Linked DNA regions of Homo sapiens: all the other regions are linked to region 3. Evidence: chromatin loops called from intact Hi-C (ENCODE). Cell type or tissue: GM12878. All regions are shown on one strand. Region 1 has its middle 4.4 kb from the start of TRH-GTG1-9. Region 2 has its middle 29 kb from the start of SLC28A2-AS1. Region 3 has its middle 20 kb from the start of SQOR.

Evidence for each region. Hi-C counts contacts between places; a loop is a spot of excess contacts. Peaks named below come from ENCODE experiments on the same cell type or tissue, not always from the same donor. Only the 100,000 strongest peaks of a DNase experiment are listed, where the experiment ranks them.
Region 1: a loop joins it to region 3, with 3 times the contacts of the local background. A loop is called at or near these places in 7 of 110 quality-filtered maps.
Region 2: a loop joins it to region 3, with 15 times the contacts of the local background. A loop is called at or near these places in 6 of 110 quality-filtered maps.

Annotation. Positions count from the first base shown.
Region 1 is chr15:45,203,099-45,208,098 of GRCh38, forward strand. No RefSeq gene overlaps it. Among named protein-coding and RNA genes, the nearest start is that of TRH-GTG1-9, 4.4 kb to the left of the region's middle. In GM12878, a CTCF peak has its summit at 2,224 (motif pointing right); a DNase peak (open chromatin) is centred at 2,230.
Region 2 is chr15:45,305,253-45,310,252 of GRCh38, forward strand. No RefSeq gene overlaps it. Among named protein-coding and RNA genes, the nearest start is that of SLC28A2-AS1, 29 kb to the left of the region's middle. In GM12878, a CTCF peak has its summit at 2,063 (motif pointing right); a DNase peak (open chromatin) is centred at 2,139; H3K4me3 peaks cover 372 bases.
Region 3 is chr15:45,612,285-45,617,284 of GRCh38, forward strand. No RefSeq gene overlaps it. Among named protein-coding and RNA genes, the nearest start is that of SQOR, 20 kb to the right of the region's middle. RefSeq lists an enhancer at 2,268-2,387. In GM12878, a CTCF peak has its summit at 2,128 (motif pointing left); a DNase peak (open chromatin) is centred at 2,121; H3K27ac peaks cover 501 bases.

The sequences.
Region 1 (5,000 bases), 410 kb before region 3:
GGGGGAGATTGCAGTGAGCCGTGATCATGCCACTGAACTCCAGCCTGGGCAACAGAACAAGACCCTGTCTCAAAAAAAAAAAAAAGCGTCAACCAATAAAACAAAAATCACAAACATTCACCATCTGAGATAACCCACTAGCCATCCATGTCTGAGGTCAGGAATGCTAAAGAAAGCTGAACTGAAAGTGTTGTATTGTGACCTAGTTGCAGGAAGAGTGACACGAGGGGAGGGCTGCCTTTTTGGCAGCTACACGGTAGTCCATGAGATGGGCGCATCCAGCTCTCAACATTTCATAACATCCTCTTCTGAGGTCACTCAGTCAATTTTCCTTACAAAACAGACTTTGATAATGATTTGCCCATTAGACTTCCCTACAGGAAAAAGCATGCTTTGAACAAGCTTATTGGCACTGTTCTCCTAACTGTGGGTGTTTTGGTTTAGACTCATAAGAGTCTGGTTAGCATAATTCATTTCCCTTGTGCCTACTTATCTCTAGGTACACTGACAAAATGGAATGTCAGGGCTGGCAAAGCCCTGCTCCTGGAGACCCTGGCCTGGAATGACCTCATCAAGACCCCGCTGCCCTGGGACACCCTCTCTGAGCAATCAGTCAGCACCCCCTTCCTGTTGGTCCCTTGCTTTTAAAATTGTTTTATGATTTCTGATTCTGGGAATGTAATATTTCCTCCTATCACTTCCAGCTTGAGGTTGGAACTCTTCTCTAGGTCTCAGTGCCAGGAAAGAGGTAGGGTGCTTATACTTAAGAGCACCCTGTTCACACATTCCAGCTCCAGTTGTTCCCATCTTGGTTGGATTTGTTAATTTCTGCAGGTTTCCAACCTCTAAGTCACTTTGAATTTTTTTCCCTTCCATCTGATAGACCCTGAGGTACAGTAGTTGATAGTACTAGACTAGTCCTAACTCTAATTAAGGGGTAGCATAAGTTGGGGATGGTGGCTCACGCCTGTAATCCCAGCACTTTGGGAGACTAAGGTGGGAGGATTGCTTGAGCCCAGGAGTTCAAGACCAGACTAGACAGTATAATGAGACCTCGTCTCTGTTGGGGGAGCTAGCATAGCTTAGTAATGAAGCCTCTGACACCTGAAAGTAGGCTGTTTAAGATTTGAATCTCAACTCATCCATTTACTAACTAGGTGACCCTGGGGAAGCAACATGTCTCCATGCCTCAGTTTTCTCACCTGTAAAATGATTGTAGAATGACTTCTCATCTGTAAAAGGATTGTTATGAAGATTAAATGAATGAATATTTGTAAAGCAATAGTGCCTGGCACTTACAAAGCCCTACTGAAGTTTTACTTAAATAATATAGTAGATGGGAATATAACATAATGAAATCAACTCCTTAAAAATGAACACCCTGGAACATAAACATCCAAATGAGTATTGTGTTTCAAATCAGGCATTCCACTTTCTCCAAACAGCTGCCCAAAATATTTTTGGAATTCTTATTTGGAGATTATTTTCAGGGCTAATTTATAAGCCATATGAGTACATCCACCTCAATATTTATAATCACATTCTATTTTGAAATAACTTTTGACTGCTTTTAAAGCTACCTTCAAAGAGAAAAATGTCACCACTGAGTCTTTTAAGGCACAAAAATTTCAATGACAATGCCAGAAATGTTTTATAAATAACATTCCAGCAAAAGAAAAACAATTTTTTTTTTTTGGTAGGAGTGTGTAGACTTCAAAGGGCAAACCTTGAAAGGGACAACAGTAATTTATAAGCTTCAGATTGTCTGCTTAAACCATCAACCCCACAGCTTCCTGGTTATACTCCCTGGTTATACCTCGTATATCTGGGAGCTGCCAACCCCCACAGGGGCGCAGTGTTGAGCAGCTGCCACTGGACCAGCAGGCTCTGGTCCTGGAAGGCTTGTCCAAAATTCAGAATCTTGATCCACAACTCAGAATTACCCAGTGAAAATCTTCGGTTTTCCACAAGGTCCTCTCCAAGTGATTCATCTGCACAGGAAAGTTTGAGAAGTGCTGCTCTAGCCTAAAGCTCTAATGGAATCCTTCATTGTTCATCTTGTGAGTACTTGGGTTACTAGAAGGGACCTGCCTGAATCTACTGAGCCTCATCAATGGGGATGTCATTGAGGTTTTCACAGTGAGGAGATGGTGATCTGGGAGGGAGTCATCAAAGGGCCCATGTTTAGGGCCGTCTAGGGAGGAGGCAGCACATCTGGATTTCCACTAGAAGGCGCTGTGCCCCAGGAAGTAGTAGTGAAAAGCTGAGGCTGGAAAAGACTCATTTAATTTGCAACATACCACTTCTGACTTAACTGAGCCTGTTCCACAGGGATTCTCTGGGTAATGAGGACTCAGATTTCATCCATCTACTTATCTATCCATTCATCCATCCATCCATCCATCCATCCATCCATCCATCCATCCACTCATTCATTCATTCATTCATTCTTCATTCTTCCCATAAACTAGCATCTCTTAGTTCTTAAGTCATTGGGGGCTGCAAAGCTGTATAAGATACTTCTTGCCTAGAGTAGTTTATTTTTGAGCTGAGTTTGTCAACTGAGATTTGCCCCTCATCCAAAGTCAAGTGACCAGCATAGACTGTTCAATATGCTGTAGTCGGTCTCTTGTTTCTAGGTACTTCTCTCCATATCCACAAAAAGAAACTGTAGGGAAAGATGGTGCAGGACTTTATTCCTGGCATGAGACCTGAAACTAATTCCTGAGTCAGGAAGAATGCAGGAGCTGCCTTGCAGAAGCAAAGGTCTAAATCAGTGGTTTCCAAACTTTTTAGAACTGATAAACTAGGACAAACTTTTCACCACTGAATGAAAAAATGAGGTCAATGTGGTAAGCTTTTAAAATGCTAAATGCATTTAATCCAAAGGACTGTCCTCTAGGCTGAGACAATGACCTTTTTATTTTTGAGGTATTAAAGTGACTTTTATAAAACTATGGAGAAAGTAGGTGATAGGTGTTTTTTTGTTTGTTTTTGTTTTTGTTTGTTTGTTTTTTAGACGGAGTCTTGCTCTTGGCTCACTGCAACCTCTGCCTCCCAGGTTCAAGCGATTCTCCTGCCTCAGCCTCCTGAGTAGCTGGGATTACAGGCATGTGCCGCCACACCCAGCTCATTTTTGTATTTTTAGTAGGGACGGGGTTTCACCTTGTTGGCCAGGTTAGTCTTGAACTCCTGACCTCAGGTAATCCACCTGCCTCGGCCTCCCAAAGTGTTGAGATTACAGGCATGAGCCACTGTACCCAGCCAGTGATAGGTTTTAAAAAACATCTTTTCTTGGAAACGTTTTAAATTGGCAATGTTGGTCTCCAAAATTAGTTTTGAGTTACTGGTCAGAAAAATCTGCAAATACAAAGCTCACTACAGAGTTCAGAGAGCCAAAGCATCAGGCTGAGCAGAAATGGTCCTGGGTGAGTAGGGGGTCTGAGGAGGCATGCTCAGAGGGAGATGTGTTCCTGTTCTGTTGGGCAATGGTCCATGCTGACACCTATCCTCCTGCCCAATAACCAGTAGTGCCTAGTATGATCTGTGCTAGGCCTTGGAGATATGAATTAAATAAGACCCATTCTTACTCTGAGATCATTTTAGTTCGGGGTTAATCAGATGAGTGAAGAACTAATTAGAACTATGCCAGACATATATACAAAGTGTGTTGGAGCTTAGATCGTTGATTCTACCAGGATACAACATTTGATCTGAGTTCCAAGGCATGCATAGTACTTTTCCTGGAAAAGAAAGGGAAAGGATATTCTACTTGGGAGGCTGAGGCAGGAGAATCACTTAAGGCTGAGAGGCGGAGGTTGTAGTGAGCCGAGATTGCTCCACTGCACTCCAGCCTGGGTGAGAGAATGAGACTCTGTCTCAAAAAAGATAAAAAGGAAAGGGTATTCTAGGCAAAGAGAAAGGCATAAGTAAAAGCAAGGAAGTATGATGCACAGATAGCATAGGAAAAGACAAGTTGTAGCTACAACATTAGATATGGAGGGGAGGGAGGCCGGGGAGGGCGGATCACTTGAGGCCAGGAGTTCGAGACTAGCCTGGCCAACATGGTGAAACCCCATCTCTACTAAAAATACAAAAATTAGATGGGTGCAATGGCACATGCCTGTAATTCCCCCTAAAACAAACAAACAAAGAAACAACAAAGATATGGAGGAGAGAGTGGAGGGTGAGAGGCTGGAGCCAAATTTTGATGAATCTCTTACTTGAGTCAGGCCTTTTTCCTGGAGGCTGGTGTTTCTTCACATTTTGTGGTAACATTGCTTTGGGGATCCATTGACAGCCACAGCCTTGTTCTCCAAAGTAATACACCTATGATAAAATATCAGGAATTCACAAATTTCCTGAAGGCTGTCCATAGGCTTTGTGTCAGGCATTGAGGGGAGAGGGGCATTTAAGTTCCCATTTTTAAGCAGAAGAGAGACATAGTCATATCTGTGTTTTAGAAAGGTTAGGTGTAAATGGATAATTATATCCTGATAAAAGTCTTCATTCAGGAGAGACAGAAGAGAATTTCTGCTCCCTGGACTAGTAGTTGATGTTGGAGCTCGGGGACTAATACTCATCTAGGGATGAACGAGGGACTCTTCCCTCAAATCACACCTATAGATGTTTTCTCTTTAGCATGGAGGTAGAGGGGATGAACATGTTGGATAAAAAAAAATGGATATGAGGCTTGAGTGTGTCATCCAGAAGATCACCAAGATGGCTAGATGGTAGAAAGGAGAGCTATATTGGTGATATCAGTTTGCAGCTGGGAAGAGAAAGTCTCCAACGTGGACCAATGGTGCTCTTTCTTCTTCTTCTTCTTTTTTTTTTTTTTTTTTTTTGAGACAGTATTTCATTCTGTCACCCAGGCTGGAGTGCAGTGGTGTGATCATAGCTCACTGCAGCCTTGAATTCCTGGTCTCAAGCCATCCTCCCATCACAGCCTCCCAAGTAGCTGGGACCACATGCACACACCACCACACTCAACTAATTTT
Region 2 (5,000 bases), 310 kb before region 3:
GTGGAAACTGACCTAGCAGAGTGATAACCCATTAAACTATTAATGAAAAAAACTCAGAGCAAGCCAATTCCCAGAACTCCAGAAAAGCTTGGGTATTAGAGGTGGTAGGTATCTCTGAAAGGGGAAAAATGACTGAAAAAAAAGCCATAGTTGAGGGTAGGGATACTTTACAGAAAATGGGACTTAAACGAAAGCCAATATTAGACAGTGACAACCTAGCTCCCTTCTCCAACTCGGTTCTGAGAATTCTGCAACCAGCTTACCCTCTTCAACCCACAGGAAACTGGAAAATTCCTCTTTGGGAAAATGTTCCACCCCAAGAGCAGGGAAAACCTTCCAAGCTTAATAAGATCATTCTACACTGATCAGCCCAACCTCCTACTCTGCCTCACCTCTGGTATTGGTCTCACTGTTCTTTCTTTTAGTTTAATTTATCGTGGTAAGAACACTGAACATGAAATCTACCCTATTAACACATTGTTAGGTGTGCAATATGTTTTTGTTGTCTATAGGCACATTGTCATGCTGCAGATCTCTAGAGCTTATTCATCTTGTTTAACTGATACTTTATGCCTATGATTAGTCACTGTCCTATAAAGGATCACCTTCAGACAATAAAGGAATTTCTCCAGCATGAAGGACAGAATGAACAAAATGGAACTCAGAGGAAATCAAAGCAATGGAGTTGGCAGGAAAATGTGTTTAAAAAATACCTACTGTCTGTTCCTGTTGCTAGGAAAAGATATCATATCTCCCCTTTCCCCAAAGAAAGGAGGCTTTAAAAAGGAGAATTGAGAAGAAAAGAGACTCCTGTAAGTGGAAAATGCTATAGTAGAAAAAAAAAATTCAACAGAAGGGAAGGAAAATAAGACGAGGAAAATAAAGTGGTTTCTGAGGACTGAAACCACATAGTTTACTGTTTAAATTTACAAGACATTACTCTTTCAGTCTCTTCACAAATAAAACTTTATTATAAAAGGGACCTCTTTCATGAGGCAATAAAAGAAGCAAATAACTTTGTTTATTCTGGGATTTATTTCCCCCAGAAACTGTTAAAATAAACATCAAACTGTCCGATTTACCAATAGATATCATCAAGTGACAGTTTACTCCCCAAGAATTGTTTTTTTCTTTTTCTTTCTCTCGCTCTCTTTTTTTTTTTTTTTTTTTTTTTTTTGAGACAGGGTCACGCTCTATTGCCCAAGCTGGAGTGCAGTGGCATGATCATAGTTCACTGCAGCCTCCAGCTCCTTGACTCAAGTGATCCTCCCTCCTTAGTCTCCTGAGTAGCTGGGACTACAGGCATGCATCACCACACTCAGCTAATTTTTTTATTTTTTGGTAGAGACAGGGGTCTCACTATGTAACCCAGGCTGGTCTCAAACTCCTGGGCTCAAGTGATCCTCCCTCAGCAGCCTCTCAAAGTGCTGGGATTACAGGCATGAGCCACCAAGACTGGCACCAACACTCTTTGAATCCGTCACCTCAAAATCTTGCTGTGTCCACCAACTCTAAACTATTATCCTTATCCAATTCTGATCAAGCCCTAGCATTGAAAGACCTGCCTTAAACCAGACTTCAAAACTTCATAAATATGTCAACTTTTCCCTGCCCCTTCTGAGAGGCTACTAAGACTCTGTCAAGTTAGTGTTCTTCCTTACTGCCATAGGAATAAAGTTGTCTTTGTTTAATCAATGGCCTGTTTTAGTGATATTTTGGTGGAGCCAAAATTATTACCTTTCAAAAATTAGTACAAAAAGACATAATGAGACAGAAGAAAAGAGAAAAGCAAGTTAAAAGATCAGAGATCTAACATCTGAATAATATAATAGAAATTTCAACAAGAGAAAGAAAAAATATTGGGAAGAAAAATACTAAAAGAAATAATTTGAGAAAATTTCCCAGAACTGAAGGCCATAAATTTCTAGAATACAGGGCATGATGAAATCAAAGGAGACCCACACCAAGGTTAAAATCATTGTACAATTTCAGAAATGTTGAGATACTATAGAAAGCCGAGGAAAAGTGCTTGGTTGCCTGCAGATTAATATTATTGCCACCAGATGGCAAGAATTCCTCAAAGGCTCTAAGTCTAAGATTTTTGTTTCATTTTCTTCTTCAGATCTTTCCAACGCATTAGAAAGGGAATTCTCATTTGGCTTCTCTCCATCTAGTCTGGCTCCATCAGAGATCTGACTCTTTTCTTCCTAAATGGCTCTGCTGGAAGGTCACTGTATAATCAGCCTGGAGGAGTAAGTGCATTCTCTTTGAGGAATTGACTCATGTGGCTTTGAGGTTAAAAGAAAGACTTTTAAGAGAATGGGCTCTGGACTGCAGTTGTCTATTGTGAACAGAAGGACTTCTGTCATGCAGGGATTCCACAAAGCATTCGTTCATTCATTCTTTCATTCTTCCAACAAGTTTTATTGATGCTGACTATATGCTGGGTACTGTGTTAGGCACTAGGAATAATACTTCAGTGAAAGAAAATCAGACATGGACTTTGTCTTCATGGAGATTAAATTCTGAGGAGAGCAACATTCCATAAACGTATACACACACACATATATAAACAAATATATGTAGCTATATACATACATACATACATACATACATATATATTTAAATAAATTGCGATGAGTGCTATGATGAGCTAGGTATGTGGAGAAAAAGAGACCTATTAGGTCTCTGAAGAATCTGATGGATTCCTGTAAGAGTGGAAGTAAGCAGATCAGCTAGGAAGCCATTGCAGTTTTCTTAGAGGGAGATGAAGATGACTTGGATCAGGGTGATGCCAGAGGAAAGAGAAGTAGATGAATTCAAGAGAAATTGGAGGTAGAATTGACAGGATGTGGTCACTAGATCTGGGAAGTTAGAAAGTAGATGCATTAAAGATGACTCCCCAGTCTCTGGATGAAGCAACTGGCTGGATGATGGGGTTGCCATTTTCTGAGGTGGAGAAGGCTTGGGGAGGAAGAGGTTTTGGAGGAGGGGATGGTGGATAGAATCAAGAGTTCAGGGGCCTGACGCTATGGCTCACACCTGTAATCCCAGCACTTTGGGAGGCCGAGGCGGGCGGATCACCTGAGGTCAGGAGTTCAAGACCCAGCCTGGCCAACATGGTGAAACCCTGTCTCTACTAAATATACAAAAAAGTAGCCAGGCATGGTGGCACTCACCTGTAGCCCCAGCTACTCAGGAGGCTGAGGTAGGAGAATTGCTTGAACCCAGGAGGCAGAGGTTGCAGTAAGCTGAGGTTACACCACTGCACTCCATCCTGGCTGATACAGTGAGACTCCGTCTCAAAAAAAAAAAAAAAAAGAGTTCAGGGTGGAATGTTAATTAAATTGGCCTTTCTCCCCAGGCATTTAGGTTATTGTTTGGATGCCACTGGTCCAGGCTAGAATGGGTTTTGCTCTGATCTACTGTGTAATAGAATGACTTGGCCTGGTTTATTTGGTTTAAATTGGCTCACAATTGGCATTCATTAAGTTAGAAACTGTTGTTAACACAGTGCCCCTAAAGAGAAATAGGAAAATCAGCTTACATTTGTACTGTCTTTTCTGATGTGGGCATTTGAGAGTTAAAGAGAACTGTCCAGGCTCATGCCTGTAATCTTACCACTTTGGGAGGCCAAGGTGGAGGGATTGCTTGAGGCCAGGAGTTTGAGACCAGCCTGAGCATCACAGGGAGACCCCATCTCTACAGAAAATTATAAAATTAGCCAGGCATGGTGGCACACACCTGTGGTCTCAGCTACTCAGGAGGCTGGGAGGTGGGAGGATTGCTTGAGCCCTAGAGGTCGAGGCTGCAGTGAGCCATGTTTGCACCACTACACTCCAGCCTGGGCTGCAGTGATGCCCTATCTTTAGAAAAAATAATAATAATAATAATGGGCTGAGCATCTTCTACATTTTTTGTCGCATTTGTTTGCACTCTATTCATAAGGAGCACACAGTCTCGAGGACAAGAAGCTTCTGGAAAATGCAAGCCCAGTTGTTTTGGTGGATCCTTCTGAATGATTATGCACAGGTAAGATCCTGAGTGTGATTGTGAGGTGGCAGAGAGGAAAACTTCTTCCATTGCAAACAATATCTCTGAAGATAGAGAACATATTTGTCCTATTTTATCCCCAATATAGTGCTTAATAACATATTTACACAGTAAGTGCTGAATGAAGCTGCTCCACCTGGGTTGTTTTCAGTCTCCAGACCTGTGTTGAACTCTCTGGAGGATTTGAAACCCCTCTTCCCGAAGAGCTGCTACATAATTAGCTGTGTGATGGGACGAGGTGCCTCTCTGGACTCAACAGGGCTTAGGACCTCATTTCCGGGGGTGCTAGGAAAAAGACACTTCTCCTTCCTTCTTCCTACACCCCCTTCCATGGAGGTCTTTTGCCACCATCAACACCGTGTTAAGTCAGAATTTAAAACCAACTTAGCCCTCAACATTGATGTTTTCATTTGTAACCTCAAGGTGGAACAGTTGGTTATGTACTGTGCCCATAATCAGCAGTTACCTCAGTCTTTTTCTTTGATTCATGCTTTGCCCTCTCTTTGTGCCCTACCCTTTTGTTTCGACTATATGCTATTTTGAGGGCAAGAATTGTATCTTTTTAAACTTTATATTTCCATACGACTTATTTTTGTCTCTTTTTTTTGTAATAAAAAGTGTATATTTTAAGTAGTATATACATAAACACAGTGAAACGATTACTACAGTCAAGCAAATTAACATATCCATCTCCTCATGTTACCTTTGTGTGTGTGTGTGTTTGCATGTGTGTATTGTGATAGCACTCGAAATCTTCTCTCCATCAATTTAGAACAGTTCTTTACAGCACTGGCAAGGGGAAGGAATGGCCTGGGAGAGCCTTATCTCCCCCCCGCCGGCCACCAATTTTCATAAACTCCGCAACCCCCCTCCAGAATCATAATTAATACATAAACAAAAGTTTGTAATTATAGACAGAAGCATATTTTTGGTCGGGCGCAGTGGCT
Region 3 (5,000 bases):
CATCTCTGCCAAAAAAAAAAAAAGAAGAAAAGAAAAAATTAGACAGGTGTGGTGGCACATGCCTGTAGTTCCAGTTACTTGGGAGGCTGAGGTGGGTGGATCACTTGAACCCAGGAGGTCAAGGCAGTGAGCCATGATCCCACCACTGCACTCCAGCCTGGTGATAGAACATGACCCTGTCCCTAAATAAATAAATAAATAAAGTCAGACTGCTTTGGTTCATGTTCCTGCTTGATTTGGGGCATTAGACAAATTGCTTAAATTCTGTGTTCCTAAGTTTCTAAAATCGTGAAGTTAGGATTCTAAGAGCTTGTAACTTGATAAGGATGTAAAGTTTCATGATATCTATATAAAAGCCCTTATTAACAAAATAGTAAGAGCTCAAATGTTGGATATTATATCTTAGTACCTCGAAGTCACATATCTACATGGGGGACTACTTATTTTGCCACCTTTTGCACATCTATTTTTGCTCATCGGGTTTCCACTGCCTCTAATGTCTGCCTGTTGGAGACCTGTTTATTCTTTGCAAGTCAAATGGCACCTCTTTACAGTTTTTCTCACTGCCACCCAAAGAATTTATTTTTCTGTGTTCCCACAGTATTTTCATAATACATTGTCTTAACACAGTATTAGTTATGTGTTCATGTGTTTTTCAGATGCGTTCTGGGTATATGACTGAAGTGAGTCATAGGAAGCAGTGAACTGCTGCTGCCTGGAACCTCCCCCTACCCCATTCCCTGCAGTCCCACCCTCTGCCCAGCATGCTTAGGAACATTCATTGTAGGGAACCCAAACAATCCCTGTAAGTAGGAATTAAAGAGATAGAAGGTAACTAGAGTAAATAGATTAAGAAAGCAACCAGATGGCTTAACATGTCATCAGAGACTTTCTGTGCACTTTCATTTTCATGGTATGAAAGGTTAGGTGTATATTGCAAGTTCTGAGATGTACCTTGTCTTGCTGCTGCCCAAGACTGCCTTCTATGTAAGTTCCCCCTGAATAAATTTTTGGCTACCTACCAACCTGGAGTGGTCTACCTCTTCCTTTGGTCTGAGCTTGCCCTCCACTTATGGAGGCAATTATTGGTTCCAGTAGGGAGTTTTCCTAACATGAGATCAAAGATATTTCTTTCCTTTTCTTTTTTTTTTTGCCGGAGTCTTGCTCTGTTGCCAGGCTGGAGTGCAGTGGCTCGATCTCGGCTCACTGCAACCTCTGCCTCCCGGGTTCAAGCGATTCTCCTGCCTCAGCCTCCCAAGTAGCTGGGATTACAGGTGCGCGGCCCAAGATATTTCTTAATTATCTTTGTATTCCATGGTGCGGTGCCTGGTCTATAGCTTATTGTGAGGGCTGGCAAGTCTGAAATTTGTAGGGCAGGCCAACAGCTGAAAACCCAGGGAGGAGTCGATGTTGTAGTTTGAGTCCAAAGGCGGTCTGGAGGCAGAATTTCCTCTTCCCTGGGGATCTCAGTCTTTTTCTCTTAAAGCCTTCAACTGCTTGGATGAGGCCCCCACTATTATGGAGGACAATCTCCTTTAAGTCTACTGAATTAAATTTAATCTCATTTAAAAATACTTTCACAGCAACGTCTAGACTGGTGGTTGGCCAGATACTGGGCACCATGGCCTACCCAAATTCCCACATAAAATTAACATTCATAGTTGGTTTTCAGTATGTATTTTGGGCTTGAATTGAATCTTGTAGGAAAGAGATATACATATATTTTTAAAAGTTATAACGAAAAACTGGATTACATAAATGACAAATAAAGAATGTTACAATTAAAAAATTGAATTTCTGCAATTCAGACATGGCTAAGGAGCTTGTAATCCTTGGATAATACAAGCCACTGCTTCCATGCCTAATTATGTATTTAATTATACTAAAAAATAATGATAACAGGTCCTGAGATTTTAGAAATCAAATGAGCTCAGAGATAATGAGTGAACTGGAGGATAAAAAAATAGATGCCATGTCTATTTAGATTTATATATTCTCCATCAACTAGGGGCTGCTCAGTTCTCTTAAAAATAGCTTCAGGAAAGAGGTGGGCCAATTGAGAGCAGGCTCAACAGATAATCTGGCTCTCAGACTTTTTAACAGTACAAGGCACAAAAGGGATAATGCTGCCATCTTGTGGTATTGTTCTCCCAGTTCTACAAATTCTAGTATTGTCTCAATTGGTCTGATGAAGTTTGGCCGGCCTAGGCCTTTTTTCTTTTTTGAGATAGTCTTGCTCTGTTGCTCACACTAGAGTGCAGTGGCGCGATCTCGGCTCACTGCAACCTCTTTCTCCGGGTTCAAGCGACTCTTGTGCCTCAGCCTCCAAAGCAGCTGGGACTACAGGCACCCACCACCACCCCTGGCTAATTTTTTGTATTTTCAGTAGAGATGGGGTTTTGCCACGTTGGCCAGGCTGGTCTCGAACTCCTGGCCTCGGCCTCCCAAAGTGCTGGCATTACAGGTGGGAGCCACTGCTCCTGGCTGGCCTAAGCCTTTTTAACTATAACTTTTTAGGCAAATTAGGATTTTCTGTATGGTCTGACCTTTGTTTAAACAGTGAGATGCTTGAAAGCAATCTATCTGAAACATTTTATAGGATTTAAGATATTTTCTAACTTCTTGAGTCTCCCAGTTTGATGTTAGGCTTGAGGTTTTGATCAATTAATGATCAATTCATCTGTCATCTATTAACAGCCATGCTCAGAATCGTCATTTAAGAAAAACATTCCAGTCCAAAGATCTTGCTGGGATCTTTGGGATCCCATGTGTTTCCATGCTTTTATTCATCTGAGCCTACAATGTCAGGCCTTAACTGATTGGATATGGGGTGGACACCTGGCCCAAGAGTAGCCAACCCACGGGCTAGTCAGTGATGAATTGGCCTGGCAGGAGAAACTCTGCCTAGATGGAGACTGCAGGGAATCTCAATGGCTTAGTCAATTACCATCTGGGGAATATGCACTAGAATAGTCAGAGTCAACCCTTTAGTAATTAAATAAGTGAGAGGGCACACAGATACTGACAGAGTAGATGAGTATTAAGTGGAGATGAGTAGGAGGTTGATGAACTTCTGCTTCTGAAAGGGGACAAAGTAATCAGCTCCCTCAAAATGCCTTGGATCCTGAGCCAATTTGCCTGTATGGGCTCTGTGAGACTTGGGCGCTAGACTTTTCTTGGGTTCTAGGCTAAGGTTCTTGTTTTCCACATTTTCACAAACATTTTTACCATACCGCCCTCCTGTGCCTAACAGATCTCTGTTTATTGCAACTATAAGCATATCACTGTCTTGTAGGTTATTCTAGTAAGTTATATTTTTCAAAATGTTTTAATGTACATTATTTAATTTAATAATAAGGATCCTACTTAGGAGTTTATGTATTTTCCATGTCTGCTAATCCAGGAATTCAAGGACGAAGATATCAATGACCAGCACAGAGATGTAATCTTCCTCTCGGCCACACACCTGGGTGTTTCCCTTATTTTTTTGCTGCGTGTTTCCTTCATGTCGTCCAATTTCTTTTCTTATTCTCATATTTGGCTAGATTTTTAATACCAGATCTATGTCAGCTCCTTCTCAAACCTAAAATTCAGAGCCCCAGCTCTGTTGAGCGTGTATTATATTTCAGTTGCTTTATACATGTTATCTCATAACAGCAACCTTAGGAGGTAACTATTGTTATTACCATTTTACAGGTGAGGAAGCTGAGACGCATTGGGTCTGATAACTGCCCAGGATCACACAGGTGTAGGTGGTGGGGCTGGGATTTGATTTTTGGAAAAAGGTGAATTTTCTTAAGTTGGAGACCCTAGGAGTAGGGATAGAAATTGACCTTAGGAGTTTTACTTTAAATATCTTGATAAAACTATATCCATAATGGGGAATTATGGGGCTACACCAATCTATCTGCTATTTTTCTTTATCCAGTCTGATGATATTGGAAGAACAAAAGTGAAGAAGGCATGAGTTTCTCTGTAAGGAGAGAGCCTAGTGGTGAGGATACACAGAACTGTTATTTTCCTGCAAGGTTGCTTTAATTCTAGACAGCCGGTAAAACTCCACACCTCTAGGGATAGAAATGAGCAACAGTGAGACTAGAACTGGGTGAGATTTGGCTCAGGAGCGTCTCCTTGAGATAACAATGATGCTGATAGAAGGAAGACAAAGCTGCTAGGAGAAATTAACAACTGCGGGATGGTTAGGACATTCCCGTTAAGGCAGGGCTGTTTTGAGACATTTCATCCCCACCACCATCTGGAGAAATCTATCCTTGATTCTGCCTTCCTGGGCCTGCATTTCTGGGTCTGTAGCCTACCACTCAGCTCCATCTATTTTGCACCTTCATAGCTTTGAAGAAAGAGCATAGCTAGTACTAGAAGCGAAATTTTTATCACTGGAGAAAGTTAGTTTCCCTTAGGGATAAATGTACAGACAGGAGGTGATCCCTAAGACTCTTACTGGCATTAACGTACTGTGACATCAATGGCTCTTGCTGCAATTGCAGCTTCCAGGCAAATGCACTCATTGCAGGTGGGTTGTTTTTGGCCTTTAACCACCTCACAGCCTAGGCCTCAAGTGAGGAATCCTAAGATCTGTCAATTCACCCTCTCAGAATGGAGGAACAGGGAATAGACTGCTTCTGAGTCAGGGCAAGTACTTCTTTCCTGTTTGGATTGCAAGTATAATAGCAAGGAGAGAGGAGGTGAGGCACACACGAATCACTTTGTCCCTATGCAGTCTGCCTGGGAGCCGTCTTATTCTACTGACTCAAAAGACACTCCTGAAAGCAGTGCCATCCTGAGCAGCAGCTTGTATTACTTTACAAGTCAGACCTGTTATTAAAGACGCAGACTGGCATTTAAATCAGGCTGTGTCACACCCATCCTGGTCTTTGTTCTGGCTCCTATGGTGGCCAGGAGAATGTGCCTCACACACCTCCAGCCACAGGGAACAAAATGGCCTAAGGGCTCCATTGCTGTACTGAGACCTATCTGCATTT